Linked DNA regions of Homo sapiens: region 2 is linked to region 1. Evidence: chromatin contacts called from ENCODE Hi-C or POLR2A ChIA-PET data. All regions are on one chromosome and are shown on one strand. Each heading gives the region's core, a stretch centred on a gene start or an enhancer-like site at or near the end of the contact. The rest is flanking DNA. Distances are from core to core; before and after follow the strand shown. Region 1 holds the start of ATXN7L3 (ataxin 7 like 3). Region 2 holds the start of NBR2 (neighbor of BRCA1 lncRNA 2).

Region 1 (3,321 bases), core at 779-3,278:
TCTGAAGCTTCCAGTTGGGGATGTCCAATGCCTTCTTGGCCTACCTTCACCTGGTTCATCTCCCTCTATAAGAAGTTTTTCTTTTTCTTCTTTTTTGTTTTGTTTTGAGACGGAGTCTCGCTCAGTTGCCCAGGCTGGAGTGCAGTGGCGCAATCTCAGCTCACTGCAACCTCCGCCTCCCGGGTTCAAGCGATTCTCCTGCCCAAGCCTCCCGAGTAGCTGGATTACTACTATTGCCTAAGCCTCCCGAGTAGCTCCTGGGATTACAGGAGCCCGCCACCACGCCCAGCTAATTTTTGCATTTTTGCAGGCTGGTCTCGAACTCCTGGCCTCCCAAAGTGCTGGGATTACAGGCCTGGGCCACCGCACCCTGCCCAAGAAGCCTTTCTTGACCAACTCTCTTACATCATTTGATGTCTCCTTTTGTCTACCTCTGTTTTCTCTCTGTTGTTTTCCTCACACTGTTTTGCAATTATTATCCTACCTATCTATCCACAAGACAGTGAACTTCTTGAAGAAGCACAACTGTCTTATATCATCTTTTATCCCAGCACCTGGAGCACCGTGAGAATAACAGCTAAGATTTACCAAGCACTTACACAGAGCTAAGAGTTTCACATGCACTGACTTGTTAATCACTACAGCAACGCAAGGAGATAGGACTATCATTATGCCCACTGACAACAGAGGAAACTGAGGCACAGGAAACTCATTTGCTAGGCCCAACGATTTAAATTCAAATCAGACGCCTGATCTGAACTACTCTGGAATATCGCCTCAATAAATGTTTGCTGTTTCTCGGGAGAAATCGGTGAGAAAAAAATAAGTATTTGCTGAAAACTAAAAACCAAAGATGGCTCCAAGTATGTGATTACAGACTATCCTCCTTTTTAATCTTATCTCTTGAGGGGAGAGGGCTGTCACACAACCGTTCCAGGACACCACACACAGAGTAACCGAGATGAAAGCGCCAATCCAGCCATCCACCGCGGCTGGGAAAAGGCCTGTCCCTTCCTAAGGTAAAGAGGGACTGAGAGCGTGAGCACAGGGACACGCTGCACCCAGGGGAACAGCACTGGGTCGGGGGAAGGATCTGGCCAGTGACAAGGAGGCTGTCTGGAGGGGTGGGGGTCCAGCGTGGGTTCCGGAAGCAGGAAAGGCGAGCAGGTGTGGGATCTAAATTAGGACGAGGGGCGGGGAGGGCGCTCCGCGCAGAAGGGCGCAGCTCGGCCTCCGACCTCAGCAGCGGACCCTCATCTCGGCCGCTTGTTGGTCCGCAAGCCTGGAGTGGGCTGAGACCCGCCCAGAAACCGGGAGAACTGAGGCGCGGGCGAGCCCCTTAGGCTCCACAGGCTTTCCGCCCCGAGGTCCTAACTGCGCCCCACTTCAAGTCTGGCCTCTTCACAGAAGTGGCTGCACGCCTCGGGGTAAAGGGGGGAGCGGAGGGTGGCGGGGGAGAGAGCGGGGAGCCCCGAGGGAAGGGCGGGGGAGCCTGGGCCGGAAGGCGTCCCAGGCTCGGCTGGCAGCCGGCGCTCTCTTTCGACGCCACCCGCTGCCCCCGCCCCCGAGCCGGCCGGGACGGCAAAACGTCTCCGCCCCCAGCGCACCGCGCACCTCACCTTGAACGCCGCCCCACCCACCCCCATCTTATTGGTCCTCCCGGGCCGAGGCCTCCCTGCGATTGGTCGGGGAGGTCCGCGAAGGCCCCGCCCATCTCTCCGCCCCCGTCCCCGTCCGCCGGTACTTTGGACGGCGGCGTGGCGCCCCTCCTCCCCTCCCGGTCCCCGCCCCCTGGAGCAAATGCTGCCGAGCTGCGGCCGCGGGGCAGATGCACGCGCTCGGGCCCTTCTAGCAGGCGCGAGCAGTCGCTGGGCGCGCGAAAGCGAAAGAAGGAAGAGGAAGGGAGGGGGAGGGCGGGGTGTTGGGGAGGGGCGGGAGGAGGAAGAGGAGGAGGTTGGAGCGCGCTCGCGCTTGGCCTCGCGCCCGCGCAGAGGGAGGGGGAGAGGGGCGCGCGCGCGCACGCTCGCGTTCACGCTCGCTCCATCCATCCATCCTCCGGTCGCGGCACACGCGCGCGCGCTCCGGGCTCGCGCCGCACCCCCCGCCCGGGAGAGGCGGGCTGGAGTGGGGGGCGGGGGGAGGGGCGCGCGGACGGCGCGCGGACTGCGCGCGGGCGGGGTGAGGTGAGGAGGAGGAGGCGGCGACGGGACAAGAAGGGAGGGGAAGGGGCCATGGCCGCCCGGTGAGGCGGCCAGGCGGGGGGGCGGCCCGACCCCCCGGCCCCGGGCCCTGGGCCCCGGGGAGAGGCGAGGACGGACCGACGGACATGGGGCTCCGGAGCAGCCGCCGCCGTCGCCGCCGCCGGAGGACGCGGCCCTGAGAGGCTGCCGGGCCCCGGCGCGGCCCCCCGGGCGGGGTGAGTACGGGACGGAGACGGGGACGGGGACGGGGGAGGGGCCTGTGGGGGGCGGGGGGCGGGGCCCAAGGCGGGGCTTGGGCCCCCTCCCCCCAGGTCTGGGTCAGCGCCCCTTCCCCTCCCCCCGGGCCGACGCGGAAACGCCCGGCTTCCCCCAGCTTCCCGGCCGGGCCGGGGCCCCTGGCTCTCCCCCGTCTGGGTCCCCCTTGGGCGGGGCAGGGCCGGCCGGGGAGGGGGCGCGGGGCCTTTGTTAGGGAGCCAGGCCCCAGCCCCCGGGACAATAGAGACACCCTCCCGGACTCCTCTCCCCGGCCGGCCGGGGCTGCTGGCGGGCGGGGAAGGAGAGGGGCTGGGACGCGTCCCACTCTCTGGGGGTCGGTCTGTCCCGGCCCGGCGCCGGCCCCGGCGGCTCGGCTGTCCTCCCCCCAGTCGGTATGATGCAGCAGCAGTGCCGCAGGGACGGGGGAAGAGCCGAGGCCCGGCCTCCTACCCTTCCCAGTGCCCCCGGCTCATTCGTCAGTCCCCACCCCACTCTAGGCCGGCAGCTCCTGAAACTCGTACCCACCGTTCCGAGGGGCCCTGGGTTGTGGGTTCTGTGTCTGAATCCTTGGGTGGGGGTTCCTGGACTTTGGGGCTCTTGGAGAGACTTCCGGGCTGGTCCTGAGGGAGGGCGGGTGGTTATTTAAAGGAAGAACAGGTAAGGGGAGTGCCCGCTCCTGGCGTGCCACCCTACCAGGCTCTTCCCCCCCACCCCCCGCCGTTCCTGCTCATGGTGGCTAGAAATGTCCCTTAGCTCTAGGCTCCTGTGGGCTCTGCTCCCCTCGTGGAGTGGCAGGCTGATTTCAAGGGAAGACAGAGTGGGGTGAAGGTTGTAGGGTCCTAGGGCCATTTCTACTTCTGGTAGC
Region 2 (3,133 bases), core at 634-3,133, 1.1 Mb after region 1:
ATTGGTGCATTTACAATCCTTTAGCTAGACACAGAAGTTCTCCAAGTGCCCACCAGATTAGCTAGATACAGAGTGCTGATTGGTGCATCCCCAAACCCCAAGCTAGACACAGAGTGCTGACTGGTGCATATAAAATCCTCAGGCTAGACATAAAAGTTTTCCAAGTCCCCATCTGACTCAGGAGCCCAGCTGGCTTCACCTAGTGGATCCTGCGCAGGGCTGTGCCGGGCGCCTGCACTCCTCTCAGCCCTTGGGCAGTCGATGGGACCGGGCGCTGAGGAGCAGGGGGCGGTGCCCGTCGGGGAGGCTCAGGCCACGCTGGAGCTCACAGGGGTTGGGAGGGGGCTCGGGCATGGCGGGCTGCAGGTCCTGAGCCTTGCCCTGTGCAGGGCGGCTGGGGCCCGGTGAGAATTCAAGCGGGGTGCAGGCGGGCCGGCAGTGCTGGGGGACCCGGCGCACCCTCTGCAGCTGCTGGCCCGGGTGCTAGGCCCCTGACTGCCCGGGGCCGGGGGTGCGGGGCCCGCTGAGCCCGCGCCCACCTGGAACTCGCGCTGGCTGGCGAGCGCTGCGCGCAGCCCCAGTTCCCACACCCGCCTCTCCCTCCACACTTCCCCGCAAGCAGAGGGAGCCGGCTCTGGCTTCGGCCAGCCCAGAGAGGGGCCCCCACAGCGCAGTGGCGGGCTGAAGGGCTCCTCCAGCACGGCCAGAATGGACGCCAAGGCCGAGGAGGCGCCGAGAGCGAGCGAGGGCTGCTAGCACGTTGTCACCTCGCATTCTGAACCACAGACTCTCCAACTCTCCGGCGCTTTTCGCCCACTCGGTCCCTCAGAACACGAAGGGCTCTCTCATCCTGTCACTAAAACGATTAGCTGTCCGGAGACACGGAAAAAGTCGCCCCTCTTCTTTGCAGGATTCCTCCCTTGAACTTCTCCAAACCCTCTTAGTGTGACGTGACCCCACCCCTAGCTAACCCAGGCTGCTTCCTTACCAGCTTCCCGCCCCCTGGGGAGGCGGCAATGCAAAGACCGTCCGCTGCCAGCTCTGCCGCTATCTCTGTGGGGTGAATCTAACATGGCGGACAAAGACAGTAACTAGTCCCGTTTCTCCGCGTTTTCGCCAAGAAGATTGGCTCTTACCACTTGTCCCTCAAAACGACCACCCCATTGACTGGTGGCGATTGCGTCGACGGAGACGGGGCAAAAGCAAGCTGAACCCGAAAAATAACAAACACTGGGGCTGAGGGGTGGAACTACGAGTGCGCAGACATGGGCCAGAGCGCATTTCCCCTGCCCCAGGCAAATTCGGCGCTCACTGCGTCCCCGCAGGCCACTGACCTTACAAGACTACTTGCCCCAGACTCCTGGGGCTGGATGGGAATTGTAGTCTCCCTAAAGAGTTGTACGTATCTTTTTAAGGCCTAGTTTCTGCTTTCAAAATACGAAAACATAACACTCCAGTCCATAACTGTTGACAAGTACAAGCGCGCACAGGTCTCCAATCTATCCACTGGATTTCCGTGAGAATTGTGCCCGCTCTGGTATTGGATGTTCCTCTCCATAAGACTACAGTTTCTAAGGAACACTGTGGCGAAGACCTTTCATTCCGCAACGCATGCTGGAAATAATTATTTCCCTCCACCCCCCCAACAATCCTTATTACTTATATTTACCGAAACTGGAGACCTCCATTAGGGCGGAAAGAGTGGGGGATTGGGACCTCTTCTTACGACTGCTTTGGACAATAGGTAGCGATTCTGACCTTCGTACAGCAATTACTGTGATGCAATAAGCCGCAACTGGAAGAGTAGAGGCTAGAGGGCAGGCACTTTATGGCAAACTCAGGTAGAATTCTTCCTCTTCCGTCTCTTTCCTTTTACGTCATCCGGGGGCAGACTGGGTGGCCAATCCAGAGCCCCGAGAGACGCTTGGCTCTTTCTGTCCCTCCCATCCTCTGATTGTACCTTGATTTCGTATTCTGAGAGGCTGCTGCTTAGCGGTAGCCCCTTGGTTTCCGTGGCAACGGAAAAGCGCGGGAATTACAGATAAATTAAAACTGCGACTGCGCGGCGTGAGCTCGCTGAGACTTCCTGGACGGGGGACAGGCTGTGGGGTTTCTCAGATAACTGGGCCCCTGCGCTCAGGAGGCCTTCACCCTCTGCTCTGGGTAAAGGTAGTAGAGTCCCGGGAAAGGGACAGGGGGCCCAAGTGATGCTCTGGGGTACTGGCGTGGGAGAGTGGATTTCCGAAGCTGACAGATGGGTATTCTTTGACGGGGGGTAGGGGCGGAACCTGAGAGGCGTAAGGCGTTGTGAACCCTGGGGAGGGGGGCAGTTTGTAGGTCGCGAGGGAAGCGCTGAGGATCAGGAAGGGGGCACTGAGTGTCCGTGGGGGAATCCTCGTGATAGGAACTGGAATATGCCTTGAGGGGGACACTATGTCTTTAAAAACGTCGGCTGGTCATGAGGTCAGGAGTTCCAGACCAGCCTGACCAACGTGGTGAAACTCCGTCTCTACTAAAAATACAAAAATTAGCCGGGCGTGGTGCCGCTCCAGCTACTCAGGAGGCTGAGGCAGGAGAATCGCTAGAACCCGGGAGGCGGAGGTTGCAGTGAGCCGAGATCGCGCCATTGCACTCCAGCCTGGGCGACAGAGCGAGACTGTCTCAAAACAAAACAAAACAAAACAAAACAAAAAACACCGGCTGGTATGTATGAGAGGATGGGACCTTGTGGAAGAAGAGGTGCCAGGAATATGTCTGGGAAGGGGAGGAGACAGGATTTTGTGGGAGGGAGAACTTAAGAACTGGATCCATTTGCGCCATTGAGAAAGCGCAAGAGGGAAGTAGAGGAGCGTCAGTAGTAACAGATGCTGCCGGCAGGGATGTGCTTGAGGAGGATCCAGAGATGAGAGCAGGTCACTGGGAAAGGTTAGGGGCGGGGAGGCCTTGATTGGTGTTGGTTTGGTCGTTGTTGATTTTGGTTTTATGCAAGAAAAAGAAAACAACCAGAAACATTGGAGAAAGCTAAGGCTACCACCACCTACCCGGTCAGTCACTCCTCTGTAGCTTTCTCTTTCTTGGAGAAAGGAAAAGACCCAAGGGGTTGGCAGCAATATGTGAAAAAATTCAGAATTTA

The links. A loop is a pair of places that touch in the nucleus more often than their neighbours do. ChIA-PET counts read pairs that join two places held with the same protein, here RNA polymerase II (POLR2A). Pooled maps may share reads with other maps.
Region 2: a loop to region 1 is called in a pooled map, with 15 times the contacts of the local background. The contact joins the promoter of NBR2 here to the promoter of ATXN7L3 in region 1. A Hi-C loop is called at or near these places in 4 of 50 pooled maps. POLR2A ChIA-PET finds 5 or more read pairs at or near these places in 2 of 52 experiments (B cell and activated B cell).

Annotation. Positions count from the first base shown.
Region 1 is chr17:44,198,591-44,201,911 of GRCh38, reverse strand. ATXN7L3 (ataxin 7 like 3) reads left to right here and starts at 2,028. Exons shown (of 13, transcript NM_001382309.1): 1 at 2,028-2,416. ATXN7L3-AS1 (ATXN7L3 antisense RNA 1) reads right to left here and starts at 3,072. Exons shown (of 2, transcript NR_184071.1): 1 at 2,982-3,072. RefSeq lists enhancers at 649-1,186, 1,187-1,725, 2,451-3,006, 3,211-3,321 and silencers at 1,380-2,179, 2,280-2,889.
Region 2 is chr17:43,124,307-43,127,439 of GRCh38, reverse strand. NBR2 (neighbor of BRCA1 lncRNA 2) reads right to left here and starts at 1,883. Exons shown (of 8, transcript NR_138145.1): 1 at 1,670-1,883. It overlaps BRCA1 (BRCA1 DNA repair associated), which reads left to right and starts at 2,076. Exons shown (of 23, transcript NM_007294.4): 1 at 2,076-2,169. RefSeq lists enhancers at 1-697, 1,626-1,715, 1,845-1,869, 1,766-1,895, 2,002-2,024, silencers at 704-721, 2,745-2,780, cis regulatory regions at 746-775, 1,126-1,155, 1,832-1,840, 2,002-2,024 and promoters at 1,825-2,091, 335-2,091.